Regions from separate parts of the Homo sapiens genome. Here region 2 is linked to region 1. A link is a contact called in ENCODE Hi-C or POLR2A ChIA-PET data. All regions are on one chromosome and are shown on one strand. Each heading gives the region's core, a stretch centred on a gene start or an enhancer-like site at or near the end of the contact. The rest is flanking DNA. Distances are from core to core; before and after follow the strand shown.

Region 1 (5,947 bases), core at 2,272-4,771:
AAAAGAACCAATTATAGACATAGGTATATATATATATGTATATGTGTGTGTGTGTGTGTGTGTGTGTATACATATACCCTGTATATAGATATACCATATATATATACTTAAAGGAATTGGATCATGTAATTGTAGGGATTGGCAAATCTGAAATCTGTAGCACAGGCTGGCAGGCTGGAGATGCAGGCAGGAGTTGATGCGGCAGTCTTGAGGCAGAATTTCTTCTCCAGGAAACTTCCGTTTTTGCTCTTAAGGCCTTCGACTGATCAGATGAGGCCCATTCACATTACTGAGGATAATTTCTAACACTTAAAGTCAACTGATTTTAGTTGTTACCTACATATATAAAATACCTTCACAGCAAGTTACTGGGTACCATAGCCTAGCCAAGTTGATACATAAACTAACCATCACAGGATCTCTTATGTGTTTTTAAGTCAGATGTGAGAGCTGCAGTCTTCTGAAGCCTCCACTGGGCTGGACATCCAAGATGACTCATTCTCATGGTCATTGCTCACTCCACATTGGTGGCTAATGCTGGCAGTCAGCTGGGAGCTTAGCTAGGGCTGTTGAACGGCACGCTTACCTGATCTGTCTCCAGCATGGTGGCTGGGTTCTAAGAGGGAGTGTCCCAAGAGCCAGCATTCCAATAAACAAGAAATGGAAGCTGCTTGGCCAGTTAACACCCACACTGGAATTAGTACAATGTCATTTTCACTGTTCTATTGGTCAAAACAGTCACAGGGCCCATCCAGATTCAAAGGGTGGAAAACTAAGTCCCACTTCTTGATGGGAGAGTGGCACAGTCAATTGCAAAAGAACACGTGGGCTGGGAGATACAGACACAGCTGTTTTTGGAAAACACAATGGGACTCACCATTTCCATGCACATCGGCCCACCCTCCAACTGCCAGCATCTATGACCCTTTACCTAGGGTCTTTCTTTGGCCAATGTCTTCTTCACCTCCTGTAAGGCAACTCTACAGTGTGGGCAAATAATGCCCACCCCAGAAGTCCTCAACCAATAATAGGATGGTACAATTCCCTTGTCCCTCAAGCAGGCGTCTACACTGCCTCCCAGGGTTTCTCTAGTAGTATTAAGTTCCAGTTGCAATAAAATGGTAACTTGCTTGGTAATTCACTCTGTATTGCTCCCTCCCCTTCCCTGTTTCTTTTCCCTACTTCCCCTACTGTGTTGCTTCCTGAGATCACCTCCTGAAAAATATATTTGCACTCATCTTTGGCTCAGGGCTGACTTCTAGGGGAACCCAACTAAAATAAGAGAGTGACTTGTTCAAGGTCACAGAGCTATAACTAAGGGCTGAACTGACCCCTAGTCAAGAGTGCTTTCCAAATTTGCTACATTCTGACAAAGCTTCAGAGAATTAAAGTGTTCAATCTTATTTAGTGATAGGGAGGGCCTATGAAAAAGAACAAATTAAATGTTTGTGTTAGCTATTATTTGGAGAGAGGACTGGACTAGGAGTCAGGAAATGTGGGTTCTTGCTTTTGCTCTAGTGGTGAACAAGTTCCATAACTTGAGCCTCAGGAGTGGAGATAAATTCTCATCTCGAATTCACACTTTTAGCATTTCAGTGAGCATCAAATGGGTGATCATGCAAAAACAGTACAATGAAGAAAATAGGCAAATGAGTGAAAGGAATTATTTTTTCCCATTTTTGGTGACTCTACTCAATAAAACCTTATGTTTTAATTTTTTTCAAAAGCTTCTCATGTAATCTTGAAGTACACGATTGCCAAGTTCACCAAACCATGTTGTCTGGATAATTCAGGTTATGTTCAAAATCTCCAGTTTTAAAACAAAGTCTTCAGATACAATTTTTTAGCCAATGGCCCACTTTTACCAGAAAAAGCTCCTGGCATTGAAAGCCATCTCTCAGTCCCTGACAACAAATGTCCTTGTCACTGCAGAGCATACGTAGGCATGAACTGCCTGGATAAAGATAGTCAATATATTTTTCACCGTTGGCTTATGAAAAAATATCACATCCATATTATGGCATTTCCCCCTCTGCACTAGCTTCTTTAGGATGTATGAATTTCACCTAGCAGTATGTGTGTGTGTTGAGTTTTGATACCCATCTCTTTGTGTGTTAGTGGACAGAGTAGAAAAATGCAGACAACAGATTAACAGAAGAGAAAATAACTCATGAGCGGTCTTGGACACATTTAATATTATCAATGATATTCTGCGATAAAACATAAGCGGGGGTAGTATTTATGTACTTATTGGCTTACTAAATTGATCACATTTTCTGGTGGAAAAGTTAAATGCAATTTAGCTGCAGAGGATTTGGAACATGCCCCAGTTTGGTATTTGTTTATACTTTATATTTTAAAAAGGGAAAACAACTTGATTTAATCTCTGATTTGTGTAGAAAACTTGGCTTGCCAACTTATTGAAATTCACAGCTCTTGCCCAGAGGAACTGGTCTTCCGCTAAAAACTAGCCTTGGTTTATGCTAAGGTGGCAAAAGACTTAATTTGGGAATTACATTTCTTCCAAAGACTAATTTCAAACTAGGTATATATATTTTTAAGTTGGTTTGCAGATTCACATCTACACCACCTCTTCCAGAGTTGGGGGATGTTTTCCCTCTTGTTTATCGTTTTGCTGGTGTGAATGCTGAGAATTAATTACTCTCCTTTGTAACACTAAGACAACTTTTAATGATCATTTGTTTCTTCTATTGTATGGAATGAAATCATAAGAAGTTTCATTTAATTGGTTTATTCATTTAAAGAGATTCCTTTAATTGAAATAGAGAAAAGGAAAAATAAAACCCTAGAAAATAAAACCAGGTTCTAACCACTCCAGGGCGAAACGCGTAAATCATTTTAAAAATGAATACCCCAAATTAAGAATTTAATTTTTAAAACTCTTTATGTCTCTCTCTCCACATTTGTAGTATGTGAAAGGCAAGAGAGACCCTTTGAATCAGGGAAAAGTTATTCTTTGAAATGACATCGGTGATCTGATTCCCTCTGTATTTCAACCGCATTAACTTCACACCGTCCACACTGGGCAATGAAGATGCTCAGAGTCAGGTCAAATTCACCCTCCTGAAAAACTGCAAATTAAGATGCTGTTGATTACACATCACCGGCTGTCTTAATCATCGTGATCAAAATCCAAATATTAAGGAAAGTGGCCTGGGAGGGTTACGTTTGGGCTTTTGACAGACCCTCAACCAAACTCTGACGCCCAGCCTGCGCGTTTCCACATCTTTTTCCAGGCAAGAGGCTCCACCAGCCCGCGTGGGGCTCGCAGTGTTTCTCTAGAGTGGCTAGACATCCCCCAGCCCCCAAACCCAGACACACCCCGACCCCCGCGAATGGTTCTGGGCTGTCAAAACACGCGGCGGCGTGTTCAGTCCCAATAACTCGCGTGATGATTAATGAGCAGCTTGATAATTTAATATCGCGTGTGATTAAATTATAAGGCGTGGGGGAGGGGAGCTCTGCGCCACCTCGGCAGCCCCGCCGACGCCGACCAGCTAACCGGACTGGGCTGCGCGCGGAGCCCCCTCTTCCCGTGCACAGTGCGGGGCGAGGCTTGGCGAGCGGTGGGTCTGCGCCTTCCCAAGGTCAGTGGGTCTGGAGAGGGGAGGACGGCGGGACTGGGGGTGGCGGAAGGGATGTCTTGCAGAGAGGAGGAGAGGTGTGGGCTCAGGGTAGCTCTGGTCTGAGCCGATGAGCAGGGCGAGTCATCGACTCTTTCCCCGGCAAAGGCGCGTGGAAGGCTGGAAAATGGCCTCAGGCAAGGGAAGATTTGTTTTTAAAAATTCCTCTTTTCTCTGCCACGGGGGCTTAGAGAGTCCCTAGGATTCGGAGACCCCTGGGGGGAAGGGGCGCCCCTCTGAGTCTCTCTCTGGATCCCATCCCCCCGACCCCGCCCCGCGCCTTGACTTTGTGGGGTTTCCCCGCAGGCCGGGCCGAGGTGGCGGTCGGGTTGGGCCACCCCAAGCCCCTTCTTTTCCCCAGCCCGCAGAGCCCGGCCTTGCCTAGTGCTCGGCGGGGTTCAGGCAGGTCCGGGGGAAGAGGGAGTGGATGAAGCCTGCGAGAGCCGGAAGCTGCGGGGAGGCAGAGAGACGCCCGCAAAACTCTAGGCGCAGAGTCTCCGGGGTTTCCAGCCGGATTCCTAGGGGAGGCGCGAAAACCCGATCTAAACTGAGGTTACTGGAGGGACTCCTGGCCGGCACTCTTTTCTCCTGAAGAGGTCGTTTAGGGGGGCTCAGGCGTGGCCACTCCTTCCCCTGGAAGAAGTGTGAGCGCAGGGCCCTCGCCGGGTGAGGGGGCCGGCGGCGCTCACACTGTCCCTGCCGCCGCGGCACAGTCCTGCCCCGGCCCAGGTAGGCGGTTGCTTTTGCTGCTATGCAGAGCCAGGTCTGCTCCGGGGGCTGCAGCCTCAGAGGGGTACCTCGAGAAACCACTTGCGGGACACAGGGAGAGTCGCCTCTTATTCCATGGCTCTGTCGAAGGGCTGAACTTTTAGCCCGAGGAGGGCAGGCCCTCGACAGGTAGGGATGTCCCCAGAAGACCCTAGGAAACAACACCTTGGGGTGGGGGGCGGGGGACGGGGGGGTTGTTCAGACCCAGAGCGGGAGGGTGAAAATTAAAGCGTCCTGACCAGGGCTCCAGAGGGCTCGGCGTCCAGGCTGTGCTGGCTGGATTTTCAGCTGGGAAATGGCATTCGAAAGGGGACCCGGTGGGCTGAACCCAGGCTGCCCGCTTTCCTTCACCCAGAGAGGCCCTGCAGAGCGCCAGAACGGCGCGCCTGGTGTCCGGTGCTTCGGGCTCCAGGTGCAGTGGCCGAACCTTCCTCCTAGACAAAGATGGAAGCTTCCTAGGTTGGGCTCCTTGGATATGCAGCCATGACCATTTCTCTCCCAGCTTCTCCAGATATTTGGAGGTAACACCAAGGAAGGGGAAAATCATGAACAACCAAATGGGCTTGTAAACAGAGGTCACAGTATAGAAAAAATATATGAGTGTGTGTGTACGCGCCTGTGTGTCTGTGTGTCTGTCTGTGTGTGTCCTCTCAAAACACCCAGAGAGAATATGTAAACAAAACCTGCCTAGCTAGAGCAGAAACAAGCCACAAATTGGTTCTAGGAGGCTCAGCCTGAAATGCCCCAAATTAGCAGAGGATGTAGGTTGTGACTGCAATTCCAGGATATTTGGAACACACAAAACCCTTCTTAGGAAAAAAAACAGTAAGTCAGGGGTTGGAGGGTGGGGGGCAGAGGAGAAGTGCTCCGAAGCTGCCCCGCGTCCTGGGCCCCCAGCGGCTGCAGACCTGGTTGCATCTTTCTCCAGGGGCCGCACCTCTCTGTCCTGGCCCAAAGGCCCTGAGAGGAGGCCACTCCCCTCAAGGTGAGTTAGTGGTAACTAAAGAGGATTTATGGACAAGGCTGTTGCTTGCGGCCGCCTCTGCAGCCGGAGTCATTTTAAGGAGAAGCAGCCTCTGATATTACTGCTGACGCTCCACCTCGGGGTACTGACCTGACCAAAGGCCAACGCTCTGGTTCCCGCATGCCGCTTTTGTCCTTGTTATGAAAATCATTCCTTAAATTTGCTCCTCATCTGTGCTGCTCTCAGACACAAACTGACCCCCTTATATCTGGTGCCACCAAAAATAGTGGCTGGGCCCAAGGAGAACAATTTAAAAGCCCAGGACTAACCTGTTTCTCCCAAAGGTACCACACCTAATTACAGCATTAATAGTGTGCGCCTGGTGGACGCATTATATTTCCCAGGAATTACATTTGTTTTCCAGAAGCTGGACTGGGAAGGTCCTAGACAGAAGTGAGTCCTTGGAAGAAAGGACTGAGCGTCTCAGTAATGACATGGAGGTGGGGAGGGGGTGGGATAAGGGACTCCAAACTGGGTTGTATTTCCCAGATTATCGTCAGTCTGCTGCGTG
Region 2 (5,947 bases), core at 1,114-3,613, 440 kb after region 1:
AGCCAGTCCAGGTCATGGTCTCAGGCAGTGAGCAGACCTTTTTGCCTGCCTTCCTCTCTAGTGGGAGCACTTGTACCTTTTGGAAGTTGACTCCAGCTGCCTTTGCCTGTAGCTTCAGATATGTACACCACTTAGAGTTTCTGTTGGTTCATGGAGTTGTTTATCATATTTTTTTTTTTTTTTTTTTTTGAGACGGAGTCTTGCTCTGTCGCCCAGGCTGGAGTGCAGTGGCTTGATCTTGGCTTACTGCAACCTCTACCTTCTGGGTTCAAGCAATTCTTCCTGCCTCAGCCTCCTGAGTAGTTGGGACTACAGGTGCCTGCCACCGTGCCCGGCTAATTGTTATATTTTTTAGTAGAGACAGGGTTTCACCATGTTGGCCAGGCTGGTCTTGAACTCCTGACCTCAGGTGATCCATGTGCCTCGGCCTCACAAAGTGCTGGGATTACAGGCATGAGCCACTATGCCTGGCCTATCATACTTTTTTTTTTTTTTTTACTATGGTTATGACTCTTACTGTACTTTAAAAACCATATTTCATCCATCATTGCTTTGTCTTTCAAATGGAGATGTGGGGATGATGATGTGGGACTCCACAACATGAATTTACATTTACCATCTTAACCGGAATCTACATGTTTTACATGGGCTAGTCTGTTTAATCCTTTCCTTCTGAAGTAGGTTTGGTCTTCCCAGTTTTTATGAATGAAATGTTGGAGGCTTTGTAGGGTTAGGTGACTTGCCCAAGGGTGCACACTTAGTAAATGGGAGAGTAGGGATTTAACCTTTAGTCTAACTCTAGAACCTATTATTCTAACTTACTGGCATGCTGCCTACCACTTAGGAGTGTTGGTATTCTTTCTAAGCTGTATTCCATAGGCTGTCTATATCAACATATACTATTCTTTACAATTCATTTATTCATCAGACACATTTATTAGGTATGCACTGTGTCAGACACACGTAGGTGCTGGAGATACAACAATGAGCAAGGTAGCCAGAGCCTCCCGTCCTCATGGAGTATAAATTACCATTTCGTGGTGAGCGGAAGAGTCTACTGGTAAGAATGAATTCATGTCAGAGCTCCAGTAATGACCTTCTGAATCACAGAAAATCCTGAATGGTTCTTTTCAGAAGTGATATTTTGGTGATGGTTCTTGAATTAGTTACCTGCATAAGGGAAAGGAGAGTTGGTGTAGAAACACAAGGTACTTGGTGAATGGGTCTCAAGATCAAATAATTCACATTGAGAACCTTCTGGATTCAAGCTTGACAGGTTATTTTAATGGTACCTGAGATTCGTTTTAATCAGGTGTGGTAAGGCACAGAAACATGAAAATGATTGTTATGAAGGAAGAAGTTTTAATTATGCTCACAGGCCTCTAGAAACAGACATGTCACACAGAGCCAAACAGGGAAGCACCAAGGCAAAATCAGTACGCAAAGAGGAAAGGGAGCGACAGAGACAGAACTGAGGGCAGGAGCTTTTATTGTGTTTTTTTGCAGGAAGGAATGGGCAAGGCCAGGTAAGTAAACTACATAGGCTTAGGACTGGATAGTTTGAATAATTTCAGCTGACAGGGCTGTAGGGGTAGCTCCTGGTTGTCCAGCACCTGGCCCCTGGATGATTGAGGGGAGGGGGATAGAGTCCATAAAAGGATGTGGTTGGGGTTACGGATTTGGGATTGGTTGGTTTGCATATCAGAAACATGCTCTGAGCCACTATCTTTGGGAATTTGCTAACCCTTGGAGGGGCATCCTTCCTATGTCATTGAGGCCCCAGATGTCAGCACATCAAGAATACAGAGAATAAGACAATATAGTTAATTCAGAGATACTGTTTCAAGCTTTCTGCCATGTTGTATGCCATCCCCTTTTACTAGAGAAATAGAATAGTTTGGAGTTATACATGTATGTTTTAGAAAGTTTATAGAATTTGATATTTCCTCACCCTCCCACACTCCAATTAAAATACATCGACACAAGAGGCTTAATTTCAAAACGTAAACATGTTCTGGCATTGGAGTGCCACTCATTTGGATGTTCTTCAAATATCACAGGATTTGAAATCACAGATAAACAGATTCTTTATTCTAAATTTTATTTAAATTACCCCACTATATTAAACCCTGTTTCTATCTTGTCATTAGCCTTCCTAGAGACCTGAATGAGTTCTTTATAGTCTGTAAAGTGTGGCCCAGGCTGGTCTAACACTCACAGTCCTCTCCCTGGCTCTCAGTGTAGCTCTTCTTCATATTTTGTGGTTACTCTGTGGAAGTGCTCTGTCGGGCTAACACTGCCCCTTTATCTCTCTTTGCATAGTTTCACTTCTGCCTCTTAGTTTATTCAGTTCTCTTTTCAGGGACTGCCCTTAGCTCTTCTCCCCATCTGGCCCATTCTCTCAGGACCTGTTTAGACCCACCAATTTCTCCTGGCAACTCCTGCTGGAAGTGCTCATTCTTTCCTTTGGACTCATATAATAGCCCTGCCTTGTGTTATCATTTGACTGTGGCTGGATATCCATAGTTATCCCTTAATGTGGCTATGCCTTAGTTTCCTAATGAGAGTGTAAAAACTCTAACTCCATGTTTTTTATGTGCATTTTTGTACATATTTTTGAGTGGAAGAGGGACAAGGACATATAAAATGAACAAGAAAAGCAAATTCTTCCAAAGCCAACAACCGTGACTTAACAATCCTTTGTTACTTTTTTCTTTTCTTTTCTTTTCTTTTTTTGAGACACAGTCTCGCTCTGTTGCTCAGGCTGGAGTGCAGTGGCACTATCTTGGTTCACTGCAACCTCCGCCTCATGGGTTCAAGCAATTCTCCTGCCTCAGCCTCCCAAGTAGCTGGGACTACAGGCACCTGCCACCATGCCTGGCTAATTTTTGTATTCTTAGTAGAGATGAGATTTTACCATATTGGTCAGGCTGGTCTCAAACTCCTGGCCTCAGGTGATCCATGTGGCTAGTGGCTACTGTATTGGACAGGGAGGCTCTAGAGTCCTCCAGTAGAGCCGTATCTCATCGTTTGAAAGACCACTTTTCATTGTTAAACATGGTTAAATCCTTAGTATCTTGTACATCTGTATCCTTGTAATGCAGGGGACTTTGACTTAAGGTTTAGGATTTTACTGAAATGGTTTCTCTGGGCTTCTTCTTATTACCAGAGTGCCCTTGGCTGAGGGGAATGAGCATTTACCTCCACAGGTTGGAGAAGCATGGCTCCAAAGTGACCCTCTGCAAACAGAATTGAAAAGCCATGCACAATGTCATTCTACTGTTTTCATGCATTTTTTAAAATGAAAATAATGTTAAATAAAGGCTAGCCAAATTCCTTAGGACTTCATCTCCCCACCACACCTTCAACCTTTCTCCATCTGTTTCCCCTTCAAGATAAAGAAAACAGTTTCAGTGCACTCCAGGATGATGCACCATGTCTCTTTCTCACCCGTCCTTTGGTAGGAGATTCTTATTTGAGAAGCATTGGTGGAAGAGGCAAACTGCAGCAGGTGAACCACACAGCAAGTGCAGATGACATGTGGGTTTCTTCTAGGACATACAGAGAAAGAAAAATAATATTGTGGATGCTAGCTTTTGTTTTTCCTTTGGTATTGAAATTTGATTGCTTGCGATTTATTACACGCCTATATGTACTGACTCCCTTCCTTCTCTGCAGTTTGGTGTTATGCTGGATTGGATGGCTGGACTCAGCATGTGCACAGTCTGGGTGTAGTTATGTTTGGGATTCATAATTTGACCAGTGGTGAATCCAGGGATGTAGTGGAATCTATGTCTTACTTTAATGGAATTCAGCACTGGGTCTCTTGTTCTTCATTGCTCCAGGTGAGCTTATATAGATAGTGGATTTAGCCCCTAATTTTTTTCCTTAGAGTAGGGGAAAAGAATTTTTAATGATTTTCCTGATAATAGTAATATAGCTATATCCAGTACAGTGCCAATAAGATGAAACAAATGGCTGATTTTCACTCTCTGTAGCATTGTTTTGTATATGCAATCCAGTAATTTGAATGTTGATTTTATTTCCCATCCAAATGCATTCATTTATAACTTTTCACATTTAGTAGCACCATTTTACTTCAGATACTAATAGTGAATTGCCTAAAGAAAAACTAGAGTTATGAATATAATAGGATTACAAACAATTCTGAGATTTATTTCCTTTCTTCTTCCTTTCCTTCTCCTCCTCCTCTTTTCCTCCCCCCACCCCTGCCTCCTCCTCTTCTTTTGTGAGAATTGCATATCTTTTGTAACTCTTTGAAAATGAAAACAAATTAAAAGCTCCTGTGGAGGTTCAGTGAAAATGCCTGAACTGAATTCTAGGCAAGTCAACAGATTCAGGCTCGGTGTCCTACAGGATTAAGTAACGATTCCTTTTCTTTCTTTATACAATGGCTAATGGCTTTTCTTATAAGCAAATAATACATAGCAAGGTGGCAGAATCATATTTTTACAATTAACTAGTTGCCACAGTTTCTGCGCTTTTCTCTGCTTTGTTATTTCTTATTCCAGGCTGTCCAGTGTGCAGCCATCCTTCCGTGCTGCTCCCTCCTCCCATGCCGAGGTGAAGGACTTCCTCTACAAACCTCTCAGGCTGATACTGCTTTTTATTTTGTTTCCTGTAAGGGCCACTTCACGGTTTTTGAGTGGAAGAGGGACAAGAACAACTAAAATGAACAAGAAAAGCAGATTCTTCTAAAATCCTTGGAATTTAAGTTCTTATTGAGGATTTCAAATATTTAGATGCTTTAGTAGATTTTGTTTTCTTTTAAAAGAATGATTCCAATTTTGAATGCAGCTCTTTGGTCACTGTCATAATTCTAAATGACTGATTGCAATTGAGAAAAAGCCACTATCAATTCAGATTTTCTGGAGAACATTTTTAAAAGAACTGAGCTGACAAAGACACCCATCTCTCATCCCCAAAGTCTCCCTGAGTTCCAGTTGGCAAAGTGAATGTCTCTAGTTAGCATGACTAAGATTTTGGGTCACATTTATGACATGGGGCTATATTTAAATGATAATAGAGGTGTGTAATCATCTGGCTTTCTTTGTAATGCCAGCCATACTTGTGGCTTTTATTGATGTTGAACCCTTGGTTGGGAACAACTCCAAATGATAACATTATTGTTATGGCATAGTGTGATCTTGCCTTGAGACTGCTCTGCAGGGATCACAGTAGAGGGCCAGGTGGCCAAGGTACCCTTTTTCACTGGTCTCATATGTTGCCTGTGGTGGTGAATTAGCTCTGTAGTTGCTCCTCGGTGCTATCGCCTGTACTGGATACTGGGGAAATAATAAAACATAGGACTGAGATCCTTTATCTCTATAGCATGTGGTTATTCTGGTGTCTGATTTTGATTGTGAAATGTCTATGATCTGTACAAACCGGAAGGTGGGAACAAAATATAAACATGTGGTCCATTTTGGAGATTCTTTGCATGCACTTTTCCTGGTTAAAATGTGATTATCCTATTATAGAATGTTAGTAATTTTAATTAGACAAATGTTTGAGTTGAAAGGAGTCAGTTTCAATGGATAGTTTAATATGCAAATTTAGTATTAAAGACTGCAGTCTCCCTTTTGCATCAAGACTTATAGGTGAGAAACTTGGGATTGACCCAACGGGATATACCAAATTACTCAGTTCACCTTGGAGGAAGGGACACTGGAGATAAGATGTTCGTGGAAGTCTGAAATTACATTCTTGTTGTTATCTGTTGCAGTCCAGGTGCCCTGAGCTTCCTGGCATGCTGGCCTCTTTCACATAGTGTGCCACTTGATGTGTTGGTAACTGACACTCTTAAGAGGAGATCCTGTGGAAGGCAATACTAGCAAAAATGCTTCCAAGAATCTTTTAAGGGCAGATGGTAGAAACTGCATTAGGGCTAAAGATATGGGAAATTCACACTGAAACCTGAGCATGT

What was found. Hi-C counts contacts between places; a loop is a spot of excess contacts on that map. ChIA-PET counts read pairs that join two places held with the same protein, here RNA polymerase II (POLR2A). Pooled maps may share reads with other maps.
Region 2: a map with no recorded cell type shows a loop between it and region 1 (2.6-fold over the local background). The contact joins the enhancer-like site here to the promoter of LINC00237 in region 1. A Hi-C loop is called at or near these places in 1 of 37 single-sample maps with no recorded cell type and 2 of 50 pooled maps. POLR2A ChIA-PET finds 5 or more read pairs at or near these places in 1 of 52 experiments (activated naive CD4-positive, alpha-beta T cell).

Annotation. Positions count from the first base shown.
Region 1 is chr20:21,103,932-21,109,878 of GRCh38, reverse strand. LINC00237 (long intergenic non-protein coding RNA 237) reads left to right here and starts at 3,521. Exons shown (of 2, transcript NR_190203.1): 1 at 3,521-3,608.
Region 2 is chr20:20,665,192-20,671,138 of GRCh38, reverse strand. The region is part of intron 3 of RALGAPA2 (Ral GTPase activating protein catalytic subunit alpha 2); the gene reads left to right. Among named protein-coding and RNA genes, the nearest start is that of RALGAPA2, 44 kb to the left of the region's middle. Within about 2 kb of position 2,363, at least 2 of the 41 ENCODE cell types and tissues checked have a DNase peak (open chromatin) inside an H3K27ac peak, as active enhancers do.